Linked DNA regions of Homo sapiens: region 1 is linked to region 2. The links are chromatin contacts, found by Hi-C or POLR2A ChIA-PET in ENCODE. All regions are on one chromosome and are shown on one strand. The core of a region is the stretch at or near the end of the contact, and the rest is flanking DNA. Distances in the headings are between cores, read along the strand shown.

What was found. Hi-C counts contacts between places; a loop is a spot of excess contacts on that map. ChIA-PET counts read pairs that join two places held with the same protein, here RNA polymerase II (POLR2A). Pooled maps may share reads with other maps.
Region 1: a pooled map shows a loop between it and region 2 (3-fold over the local background). The contact joins two enhancer-like sites. A Hi-C loop is called at or near these places in 2 of 50 pooled maps. POLR2A ChIA-PET finds 5 or more read pairs at or near these places in 3 of 52 experiments (BJ, CD4-positive, alpha-beta T cell and Panc1).

The regions. Positions count from the first base shown.
Region 1 is chr1:235,827,209-235,832,745 of GRCh38, reverse strand. It overlaps LYST (lysosomal trafficking regulator), which reads left to right. Exons shown (of 53, transcript NM_000081.4): 3 at 2,322-2,520. The coding sequence starts at 2,329. Among named protein-coding and RNA genes, the nearest start is that of MIR1537, 23 kb to the left of the region's middle. Within about 2 kb of position 1,445, at least 2 of the 41 ENCODE cell types and tissues checked have a DNase peak (open chromatin) inside an H3K27ac peak, as active enhancers do.
Region 2 is chr1:235,997,905-236,004,085 of GRCh38, reverse strand. All of the region lies in intron 12 of NID1 (nidogen 1), which reads left to right. Among named protein-coding and RNA genes, the nearest start is that of LINC02768, 28 kb to the right of the region's middle. RefSeq lists enhancers at 1,926-2,634, 4,600-4,669, 4,710-4,759, 3,661-4,860. Within about 2 kb of position 4,550, at least 13 of the 41 ENCODE cell types and tissues checked have a DNase peak (open chromatin) inside an H3K27ac peak, as active enhancers do.

The sequences.
Region 1 (5,537 bases), core at 196-2,695, 170 kb after region 2:
AGGGTGTTAATTGTAGCTTTGTTTATGATAATAAAAAGCTAGAAACAATCTATTCAAAAATAAGAGATTGGCTACATAGTAAACTATAATATAATGCTATATATGTAATATTTACATGTAGCAGTATGCCATACAGCTATTAAAGAGTGAGAGCTCATGTGAAATGTTTTTCAATATATCTAAATTAAATAAAAGCAAGTAATCATGTATATACACTAACCTATTCATATAAACATGTATATATTTTAGGTACATTTTTAAATCAGGAAAAAACATACATTTCTGTTGAGATTATAATGCCTTTTACTGATATGGCATTAACTTTTATATCTAAAAATTTATATTGATTTCCATTTTCTTAATTTCTAGAAGATAGACTTAATTATTCCCATAATTTTTCAGTTTTTCACATTTTTAATGTTTCTAAAGTTGCAGTGTATCTTGCAATGGATAGTGTCTTATAAGCACTTGTGAAGTAGTTGACCTGGCCTGCACATGAGTGCACTTGATCATAGACTTTCACATTGTCAGTGCTTCAGCAGACTTCTGTGCATTGCTGGTACTATACCTGTTGAGTTTTTAAATGTTTTCCTGGTTGTTTTCTGAAACTTTCTGCTGATACCATCTGGTAAGATCAAGAAAGCACCAGCATATAAATTTATAGAATGACGTTAGTAGCTTTGAAGGAAAATCCCAGAAACGATACTGCAGTACTCTTAAGTGCTGTGGCATGAATGGTCTTGATGGCCCAGAAGGTGATATTGTGGGGAAATTTTATGTGATAAGAAGCATTGTGTCATAGTTTAATTCTTTTTTAGTGGTGTACTAAGTAATTATGTATCCTAAAATTATGAACAGATTCAATGAAATATATTAAAGTTGGATAAATATGAACTGAATATAAATTAGGTTATTGGATTTATTTAATACTTTTACTTTCTGAAAGCATATAAAGAACCAATATTAATATATAATAGAGGTTATTGCCGTATTTTAGAATGAGAGATGCACTTTATATTTTTCTCCTTTCTAATATTCAAAAATATTAAAAATATTGATGTTTGTTATACTAAAAGAGAGTTACTGTAATACCTAGAATTTTGATGGGAATCAAAGAATTAAACTGTGAGGTCCCAGGATGAACAGGAACTAAGGTAGTATTAGGAATTTCTCTGGTACTTCCCTTTCATTTTTATCTACTTCTCTTTGTATCCCGTTGGTTCATTTTTACCTGGTTGGCTTCTTCTGACCCTCAGCTACCTCATAATGACTACCACAGCCCCATCTCTGCGTGACCTTTCAGGACATCAACTATATCCCTTTAGTTTAAATTCCCGAGAGAGAAAGAAAACCTGATTAGTCCAGTTCCTCTTTGCAACCCACACTATACGAGTCACATCTTGTGATGAGCATGGATTGTAGCTGAACTGGGGCCCAGAGCTTGACTGTGCCTCTTGGCAAGAGGCATAGTCATATGTGCACTGCCCTCTCAGCAGGGACTGTGGGGAGGGCTTCCCCCTGAAGCGGGTGAAGGGAGGTGAGGCAATACATGTCTTATTTAACTTAACATCTCTATGTTAAATATCTTTTAAAGGTTACTGGATACCTCAAAATTACTTTTAGCCCAGAGATGAAACTATTTTGAAACTCCTTGGGGATTTCGTTGTTCATGGTTTTTCCCTTCTGGAAATTTGTACATTTTCCTCTGTATTTATGTTCCCCTATTCTGTTTGCTGTAGCTTATTTCCCTTAATCTTAAAATGTCACATTACCCTTTATTTGATTTAAATATGTCATAAGAAGTGAAGTGGCGTAACTTTAGCTATTAGAATTTTTCAGTTTTTATTCACCTGATTGGAAATCCTTTTTATTAACTGAACTTTGGTGTTTGGGGAGGATGGGTCAGTGATTGTGGGCTCTATCAAGTGAAAAATGGGTTATATTTTTAAAATACCAATTTATTATAAAATATATAAAGCAAGAACATTTTATAAGTAATGGGTTTATTTTTATTGTATTTAAGAAAGAAAGTCTTCTCTCTTAAAAAGAGAAAATGTTTTCCATCCAGGTGCTGTTACTTACCTATTCTCAGCTATGCTCAGGTATTTCAAGCCTGGGACTCATTTCGCCATGGAAGGAATTATTTAAGAAGCACCTGACTAGGTCAGAACTATGCCTGAAAATATTATAGGGTTAAGTACCAATTTCCAGTAATTTTAAGCCAATCTTCAGTTAGAAACAAACAACAAAAACACATAGTTTTAAAAGTAAATTTGTATTTGTTTTCCTAATCTTTTTTTTTTGTAATACTTATTTTATAGCTCGGTCATGAGCACCGACAGTAACTCACTGGCACGTGAATTTCTGACCGATGTCAACCGGCTTTGCAATGCAGTGGTCCAGAGGGTGGAGGCCAGGGAGGAAGAAGAGGAGGAGACGCACATGGCAACCCTTGGACAGTACCTTGTCCATGGTCGAGGATTTCTATTACTTACCAAGCTAAATTCTATAATTGATCAGGTAACATTTTTATATCAAATACTTACTTTCATCAATATATGATAGTTAACTGTAGCTACATGGTTTTGGATTACATAGTTTCTGAAGCCTCCTTGAGATAAAGTCCAGTCTTTCACATTATTCCACTAAAAAAAAAGTGGACCTATTTATAACCATATTGTTTATTTGAATACTTTCAAAACGTCTGAAATATCTTAGAATTATGAATTGCCTAAGAACTAAATGGTTTCATATATACTATGCTTTTTATCGTAATATCAGTGAGATAACTATGGTTCTTAGTAGAAATATAAGACATAATCTTATATCCCTGTATCTTATGTCAGAAACATGATGAATTTTCATTTTCAATAAATATCAAGTATGTTTTTGAAAAATTTTTGGAGGCTGCTAATTCTGGAGTGAAAGCAGAGACCTCTTATGTGAACTAATAATTACTGAGTCCTTTAGCTTGTATACATCTAATTTATCAAACGTTTTTGGCTTAAAGTATGGTATGACCATATGGTTTTGCTGTTTTCTTATTATAAAATTAACAGAGTTTTAAAACTAGTTGAGACTAGATGTTTTCATCTAACCTTCTTTTACAGATGAGAAAACAGATCCAGAAACATTAAGTACTCACATAAATTAATTTTAAGGCCAAATGTGATTTATATCTTTATTTCATTTTAGTAGAAAATGAATAATTATTTTGTGATCGTAAAACTCTACAATCTGCTTTCAGGGAACTAATTAATATAGTTAGTTGAAAAAATAATGAAGTGTTTGTAACACCAATATGATGGATTTTTTTTAACACTTTGAATGTTACCAGCTTTAGATGTAAAATTGGCCATCATTAAATAAAATTTCTTTGCTGTGAAAGCATTTTGCTAATAGATACATATATTGAGGAAATATGGAGACTAAAACAGTACTTCTGTTTTCACTGTAAGCTAAGGAACATAGCAAATACAAATTAGGAAGCATTTACTTGTCATGGAATTTTCAGGACATTTGTAGGTTTATGGTTTTTTTTGAGACACAGAGTCTCGCTCTGTCGCCCAGGCTGGAGTGCAGTGGTGCAATCTCGGCTGACTGCAACCTCCACCTCCGGGTTCAAGTGATTCTTGTGTCTCAGCCACCTAAGTAGCCGGGACTACAAGTGTGCATCACCACACCCAGTGAATTTTTGTATTTTCAGTAGAGATGGGGTTTCACCGTGTTGACCAGCTGATCTTAAACTCCTGACCTCAAGCAGTCTACCCCCGTTGGCCTCCCAAAGTGCTGGGATTACAGGTGTGAGCCACTGCACCCAGCCAAGTTTATGTATTTTTATTCTTTTTCATGAATGTGATTTGTTAAATGAGTGATTAAATATAATTTTTATATATTTGTATGACTTTTCTGTAAATAAAATTTAAAATCAGAAAAAATCATGTTAGACCATGTATAGTGATTTATTTTGAAATTTTGATTATTTAATATGTACACCATGCTCTGTTCTTCCCCACAATAAAAAAATTCAATGCTTTGTCTTCTTTAAAATATACCATATAAATAGCATCAGTAATAGTAAATATCGAGGAATGACTCTAATAAAATATGTACAGTACTTCTGCATGGAATTCTATAAAACATTATTGAGAGAAACTAAAGAAGACCCAAATAATTGGAGCATTATATAATGTTCATGTATTGAAAGAATCAATATTATAAACATACATGTTTTCTCCAAATCTATAGATCCCAATTTAATCCCAATCAAAATCTTAATAACAGCATTATTAAAAATAACATTATTGAGATATAATTCACATATCTTAAAATTCACCCATTTTATGTGTACAATTCAGTGGCTTTTAGTGTAGTCACAGGTAAGTGCATCTGTCACCACAGTTAATTTTGGAATATTTTCATCACCTCCAAAAGAAACTCCATACCCTTTAGCTATCGTTCCCCTATCCCTTCCATTCCCCTACCCCTAAGCAAACACTAATCTACTTTCTATCTCTCCAGATTTTATGCTTTCTCTTTTATGTCATGAAATGTCTTTTAATGTATTACTAAATGACTGAAATAATTCATGTCATAACAGCAGCAATAATTTTTCTTTTGGGAATATTTTGCTAGTCTGTAGTGTTAGCCATTCTAAAAGAATATGAAGTAGTATCTTATTGTAGTTTTAGTTCACATTCCTCTAACAACTAATGATGTTGAGCATTTTTTCATTTGCTTATTGGCCATTTGTATATCTTCTTTTATGAACATCTCTTTAAAAGTTTTGTACCATTTTTAAGGTCAGGTTATTTATTTATCATCAGTTGTAGCAGTTCTTTATGTATTCTGGAACCAAGTCTATTGGATTCCAAATACGGTATTTTCTTTGTATATATGGTAAATAGAATACTTTCTCTTTTAAGTCATAAGATATATTTTAAGATATTAAATGACTAAAATTATTTAGGTCATAAGTTAAATATTTTTTTCCTGTGGTGGTATTTTTTAATCCCTTCTTTCCACCTAGTCACTTTTTGGAATATCTGTAGCAATAATAGTAGGAACAGTAGATGTGCCTTTGGAGTGAAAATAAATAGCCATTTAAAACATAGGCCTTTATCAACATTTAGTTCTTTCAATTAGGAAATGGAGAATGAATGTTTGAGTTTTTAAGGGGAATTAATTGAATGATATTTTATCATTTAAGATGAAATCATAACACTAGACACATAGTTGTATGTTTTAGGAGGAAATTTAGTTTTTCTATCTGTGCTTCTCATGAATAGGAGCACTTCTTGAGTACTCTGGGGTGATTTAAGCCCTTTCCCACCAACTGTAGTCCGTTTGCTTTATTAATATTTATTTATTTATTTTTGAGACAGAGTCTCACTTTTTCACCCAGGCTGGACTGCAGCGGCACAATCATGGCTCACTGTAACCTCAGCCTCCAGGGTTCTAGAGGTTGTCATGTCTCAGCCACCTGAGTAGCTGGGATTACAGACGTGCGCCACCACGCCCGGGCTAATTTTTAAAAA
Region 2 (6,181 bases), core at 3,301-5,800:
AGATCTGAGGCCTCATTTCTTTTTCTTTTCTTCTTGTTTTTTTTTTTTTTTTTGAGACAGAGTCTCACTCTGTCATTCAGGCTGGAGTGCAGTGGCGCAATCTCTGCTCACTGCAACATCTGCCTCCAGGGTTCAAGCGATTCTTGTGCCTTGGTCTCCTGAGTAGCTGGGATTACAGGTGTGTGCCACCACGCTTGGCTATTGTTGTTGTTGTTTGGGACAGGATCTCACTCTGTTGCCCAGGCTGGAGTGCAGTGGCTGCATCTCAGCTCACTGCAGCCTCCACCTCCCGGGTTCAAGCAATCCTCCCACCTCAGCCTCCTGAGTAGCTGGGATTACAGGTGCTTGCCATCAAGCCAGGCTAATTTTTGTATTTTTAGTAGAGACGGGGTTTCACCATATTTGCCAGGCTTGTCTCGAAATCCTGGCCTCAAGTGATCTGCCCACCTCTGCCTCCCAAAGTTCTGGGATTACAGGTGTGAGCCATCGTGCCTGGCCTGAGGCCTCATTTCTTGATAGCACTTGGCACAATTGGTCTCGCCCTCCTTCCTGAAACACTTTCTTCATTTGGTATCCAGGACAACACACCTCAGGGTTTTCTGCATTTCTGGCTGGTGCACGTCACTGCTGGTACGATTAGCCCCATTGAATGCATGAAGATATGGGGGTTAGAGAGACTAGATAATTTGTCCAAGGCATCCAACTAACTAGTAGCATAGCCAGGACCAATAGTTAAATATTTCTTAAGCATCTCTTGTGTGCCTGTCACTGTGCTTGACACATGAACAGTAAAACGTCTCCACCCTGGAGGAGTCTGCACTGTAACTGGGCAGGAAAAGGGAATACTTGAAATTAGTAGTGAATAACTACCGGTCGTTCACTAGGAGTGACAACTACCAGTCGTTCACTAGGAGTGACAACTACCAGTCGTTCACTAGGAGTGACAACTACCAGTCGTTCACTAGGAGTGACAACTACCAGTCGTTCACTAGGAGTGACAACTACCACTCGTTCACTAGGAGTGATAACCAGTGATAACTAGCAGCAGGAAGCAGAGATGCAGGTGGGCTAAAAAAGCTGGGGAGAGTGAGAGAGGGAGGATTTGCACTCAGCCTTGAAGGACAGGTGAGATTTGAATAGGAGACAGGGAGGAATAATGAGGAGGAGGGGCAGTCAGGCAAATGGGGGAGTTGATGTTGAGGAGGGTCCAAACCAGGCCACCCAAAGGCTTGACAAGCTCCCGGTCTTGATGTCTGTGGCCACGTCTGACCGCCACCTCCTTCCCTTGTGACTCTCACATGGCCTCGTTTCCAAATCCGCGGAGTGATCGCTGAGCCTGTGGTTCCTCCATCCCTTCTTTTTCTTGAAGTCCTCTCTAACCTAACCCCAGGAAGCACAAAGGCAACCGTCCTCACCAATGCTTGGAATTTCTTGACTTCCTATCCGTCTGCACTCTCAGCCTGCAAAGCTCTTGTCTTAAGTCCGTTCAGCCACTGCGCCTAGGCTGCTGTGGCTGGGTGTATTGGACACACCGCAGATTTATCGTCATTTTTTGTTTGTTTGTTTGTTTGTTTGTTTGTTTTTAGACAGAGTCTCGCTCTGTTGCTCAGACTGGAGTGCAGTGGTGCCATCTCGGCTCACTGCAACCTCCGCCTCCCGGGTTCAAGCGATTCTCCTGCCTCAATCTCCCGAGTAGCTGGGATTACAGGCATGTGCCACTGCGCCTGGCTAATTTTTGTGTTTTTAGTAGATACGGGGTTTCACCATGTTAGCCAGGCTGGTCTCAAACTCCTTGCCTCAGGTGATCTGCCTGCCTCATCTTTCCAGAGTGCTGGGATTACAGGCGTGAGCCACCGCGCCCAGCCTGATTTATTGTCTTTAATGTCAGCCAAGCCCTTGACCAAGGCAGGTGTGGTGCTCTTCCTCTCTGTCCCATAGCAGCCTGTCCAGACCACAGCCAGCCGCTTCTCCCACTGTGCCACTGACCAGGGCCCTCATCTTTTGCACTAGCCTGTACAATCAAGGACTCTCCTATTTAGCCCTTGCAGGGCGCCTGGCTGATGGCAGCTTTCACTAAATGCTTATAACACTAGTGAGTAAGTGCTTCACGTGTCCATGGGGCTCTTGACCTGAAGCGTATGATGACTACAGTGATTTTAAAAGCCCTGCTGTGGTAGAATTTTGGGAGAGGAAGGCAGCTGGGAGCCAAGAGCTGCTCCAGGAAACAGGTGTGATGAAACTCAACAATGCAGTTTCACACTGTGACAGAAGAGACTGCACACAGAGGAGGAGTGCAAGCTCTCTTCCATGCTGGTTTACGACCTTTCTGTTTTCCCTTCTTTGTTTGCCTTTTCCTAACTGCGAGTTCAGTGCCCCTCCCTGGCCATTCGTCTTCCTCTCTAGCCCTGTGAGAATGGGGGTAAATGTTGGGAAGGGACATGAAGAGAGTTCATAAGTAAAGAAAGCTGTTATCACCGTTATTGCTGTTGCTATCACTATTATTAGTAGTGTTGTTCTTAGTGGCCCCTAGGAACATGAGGATGAAGACCATGTCAGATGGACATTGCCCCCTTGACTTGTAAATTCTCCTTCTTGGAAATTTGGCAGTCTTGCTTGGACTAACAAGTGTCTATTTGGCAGTGAATGAGATGGGGCTATAAGCCAGCAAAATCTCAAAGCCAGGCTGGGCGTGGTGGCTCAAGCCTGTAATCCCAGCACTTTGGGAGGCCGAGGCGGGTGAATCACGAGGTCAGGAGTTCGAGACCAGCCTGGCCAACATCATGAAACCCCGTCTCTACTAAAAATACAGAAAATTAGCTGGGCGCAGTGGCAGGCGCCTGTAATCCCAGCTACTTGGGAGACTGAGGCAGGAGAATCGCTTGAACCCGGGAGGCAGAGGTTGCGGTAAGCTGAGATTGCACCACTTCACTCCAGGCCGGGCGACAGTGATATTCTGTCTCCAAAAAAAAAAAAAAAAAATCTCAAAGCCAGCAGAGACCAGGGACTGTTCACTGCACCTGAGTGACCTTGTCCAGAGATGTGTGTCCCAGAGGTGCATGCTCAGAACCCGTGTAGGCCCTGGGAGTAGCTGCCTCTGTAGTGGGGCGTGGACTCTGTGCAGGAAGATGCTGAATAAATAGCACCTTCCCAAACAAGTTCCATTCTGAGTAGCCCATGGGTTCTCCCACGGTTGCATGTCGTCTCTTTCCAGAGAGTCTTGACATCTGTGAGCACCTCCCCTCTCTCCACTCTATTGAGTATATGAGAGGCTACAATTGTCATTTATTTGAATGAACACAGAGAAACCAATTTAATCAAGCAAGGGAATGGAATGCAAATCCAAGGTCAAGAATGTACTTTCTTCTTAGTTCTCCTTCTTGTAAACCAAAAAGTATCTGAGACAGGTCTCAATCAATTTAACAATTTATTTTGCCCAAGTTAAGGAGATGCCTGTGACACAGCCTCAGGAGGTCCTGATGTCGTATGCCCAAGGTGGTCAGGCTACAGCTTGGTTTTATAGATCTTAGGGAGACATAAGACATCAATCAATACAGGTAAGATGTATGTTGGTTTGGTCCAGAAAGGTGGGACAACTGGGAGCCAAGTGTAGGAGGGAGAGCTTCCAGGTCATAGGCAGATTCAAAGATTTTCTGATTGTCAATTGGTTGAGTTATTATCTAAAAACCTGGAACCAATAGAAAGGAATGTCTGGGTTATGATAAGGGCTTGTGGAGACCAAGGTTTAGTCATGCAGATGAAGCCTCCAGGTAGGCGGCTTCAGAGAGAACAGATTGTAGATGTTTCTTATCAGACTTAAAGAGTCTGTTCTGCCAGGTTTTGTTGTTGCTGTTGTTGTTGTTGTTGTTTTAATTGAGATAGAGTCTCGCTCTGTCACCCAGGCTGGAGTGCAGTGGCGCAATCTCAGCTCACTGCAACCTCCACTCCCTGGGTTCAAGAGATTCTCGTGCCTCAGCCTCCCAAATAGCTAGGATTACAGGCGCCCATCACCACGCCCAGCTAATTTTTGTATTTTTAGTAGAGATGGGGTCTCACCACATTGGCCAGGCTGGTCTCAAACTCCTGACCTCAAGTGATCCACCCGCCTCAGCCTCCCAAAGCGCTGGGATTACAGGCGAGAGCCACAGGGCCCGGCCTGTTCTTTCAGTCTTAAGGTCCATGTTGATGTTAATGGTAATGAGACGTGGCCAACCCTCCCCTTCCTCTCATGGCCTGAAGTAGTTTCATAGGTTGACTTTGGAATGCCCTCGGCTGAGAGGAGGGGTCCATTCCGATGGTAGGCGGACTTGGAATTTTATTTTTGGTTTACACTCTGTTTCATTTTCCTCTCATTCTCTTTGTCCCCCCACCTTGAGAAAAGTCACCCCAGACTTCCTGCCACTCCTCAGATAAGTATCAGGTCTTGAATGCTTTCTTCCCTAGCAGCTCGAACTAGATGAGTAAGAAGACGCTTGTCTGAGTCATCAATGTATCAACCAGAAACAAGCTCAGGAAATGCGTCTTTAGCATCCCCACTACCCCCACCCCATCCACCAGGCCTTTAATGGAAAGTTTCCCATGGGGGCCAGGGACACTCAGCAGGGGACTCTCCCTAGAGCCCCTGGGCTGCTCCCACTGTCTGCTGGCCCAGAAAGTCCACCGAGATCACAGCTTTTTATAAACTCACTTGAGATTCTATTTCCTGAGTACAGTTGAGGTTCCCCCTCCTTTTTACAAGTTCAAGATACAGTACTTCAAAGTTCCACTGTAAATTCTAGAGCCCTTGAGATTTTCTATGCTGACCAAATACTTTGTTAACACAACTCTGTCGGCCACATAAAATGGAACAACGCTTACTGCATGAAAAGTTTTGTTTGGTTGACAGCACACAGGACACCAGTTTTGTTTTCTAACTGGAAAAGCACCACCACATGCAGATGTGATTGGTAGGAAAATGGGGCTCTGGATGCACAGGTAATTTTGGTGAATGAGCTAAGGTACTGTGTGTACATCGCTGTTGTCGTAACAGGTTCAATGTGAGGGAGCCGTCTAAGCACTGGCAATGTGGACGCCAGATGCCAGACCAGAAGGGCGGGGCTAGACCACAAACCCAGAGACCTAGGTTCTCGTTAGAACTGAGCCACCAACCAGTGCTGTGGCCTGAAGGAGTCTCTGAGCCACCAACCAGTGCTGTGGCCTGAAGGAGTCTCAACTTCTCTGAGTTTCAGTTTTCTCATTTGGTGTAAAAACTGCAGTTGCTTATCACATAGGATTGCAATGAGAATCAAATGAAACATATCTGTGAATGGAAACAGCTTATATGAAAACTCTAAAACCCTATGCCAACGTAAAATTTTGTGGAAGTAAACACGTTTTACATTCAAGAGTGAACAAAACCAGATTTTTTTTTTTTGAGACAGAGTTTTGCTCTTGTCGTCCAGGCTGGAGTGCAATGTCACAATCTTGGCTCACTGCAACCTCTGCCTCCTGGGTTCAAATGATTCTCCAGCCTCAGCCTCCCGAGTAGCTGGGATTACAGGCACCCGCCACCACACCCAGCTAGTTTTTGTACTTTTAGTACAGACGGGGTTTCTCCATGTTGGCCAGGCTGGTCTCAAACTCCTGACCTCAGGTGATCCACCCACCTCGGCCTCCCAAAGTGCTGGGATTACAGGCGTGAACCAACGTGCCCAGCCAGACATTTTTTATTCTAACCAGATGGCTTGCTTGTATCTTTGTTTGGTGCTTCCTACTTCAAATGTTTTGTTTTGTTTTTTATATTAATTAGCCTCTGGGACAAAAGAAAAGCATGCATGGTTTTGTCTTGCTGGGTTCAACAAATACTTTTCTGGCATGCTAACTGCTTCTCACCAAGGGAGCAACCACGTTAAGCAAACCAACATGAGAACTGGCAACACAGACAAAGGTACTTCAAATATTCACTGGCAACACACTTATGGAATGTCACTGTGTCTGCTTTGCGAGGATCCAGTCGCAAATGAACATCTGGGTGCAGAGCTCGAAATGTCTCTGTGTGCCTTGTCTCGTCACCTCCCACTGACTCCTCAAACAGTCCTGTGAGATCTGTTATTACTGCCATCCCTGTTCCACTGCTGCAGGAGGCACAGCTTAATCTGTATCATTGACATGTACAAGGTGACACCAGAAGTAATGGAACTGAGGC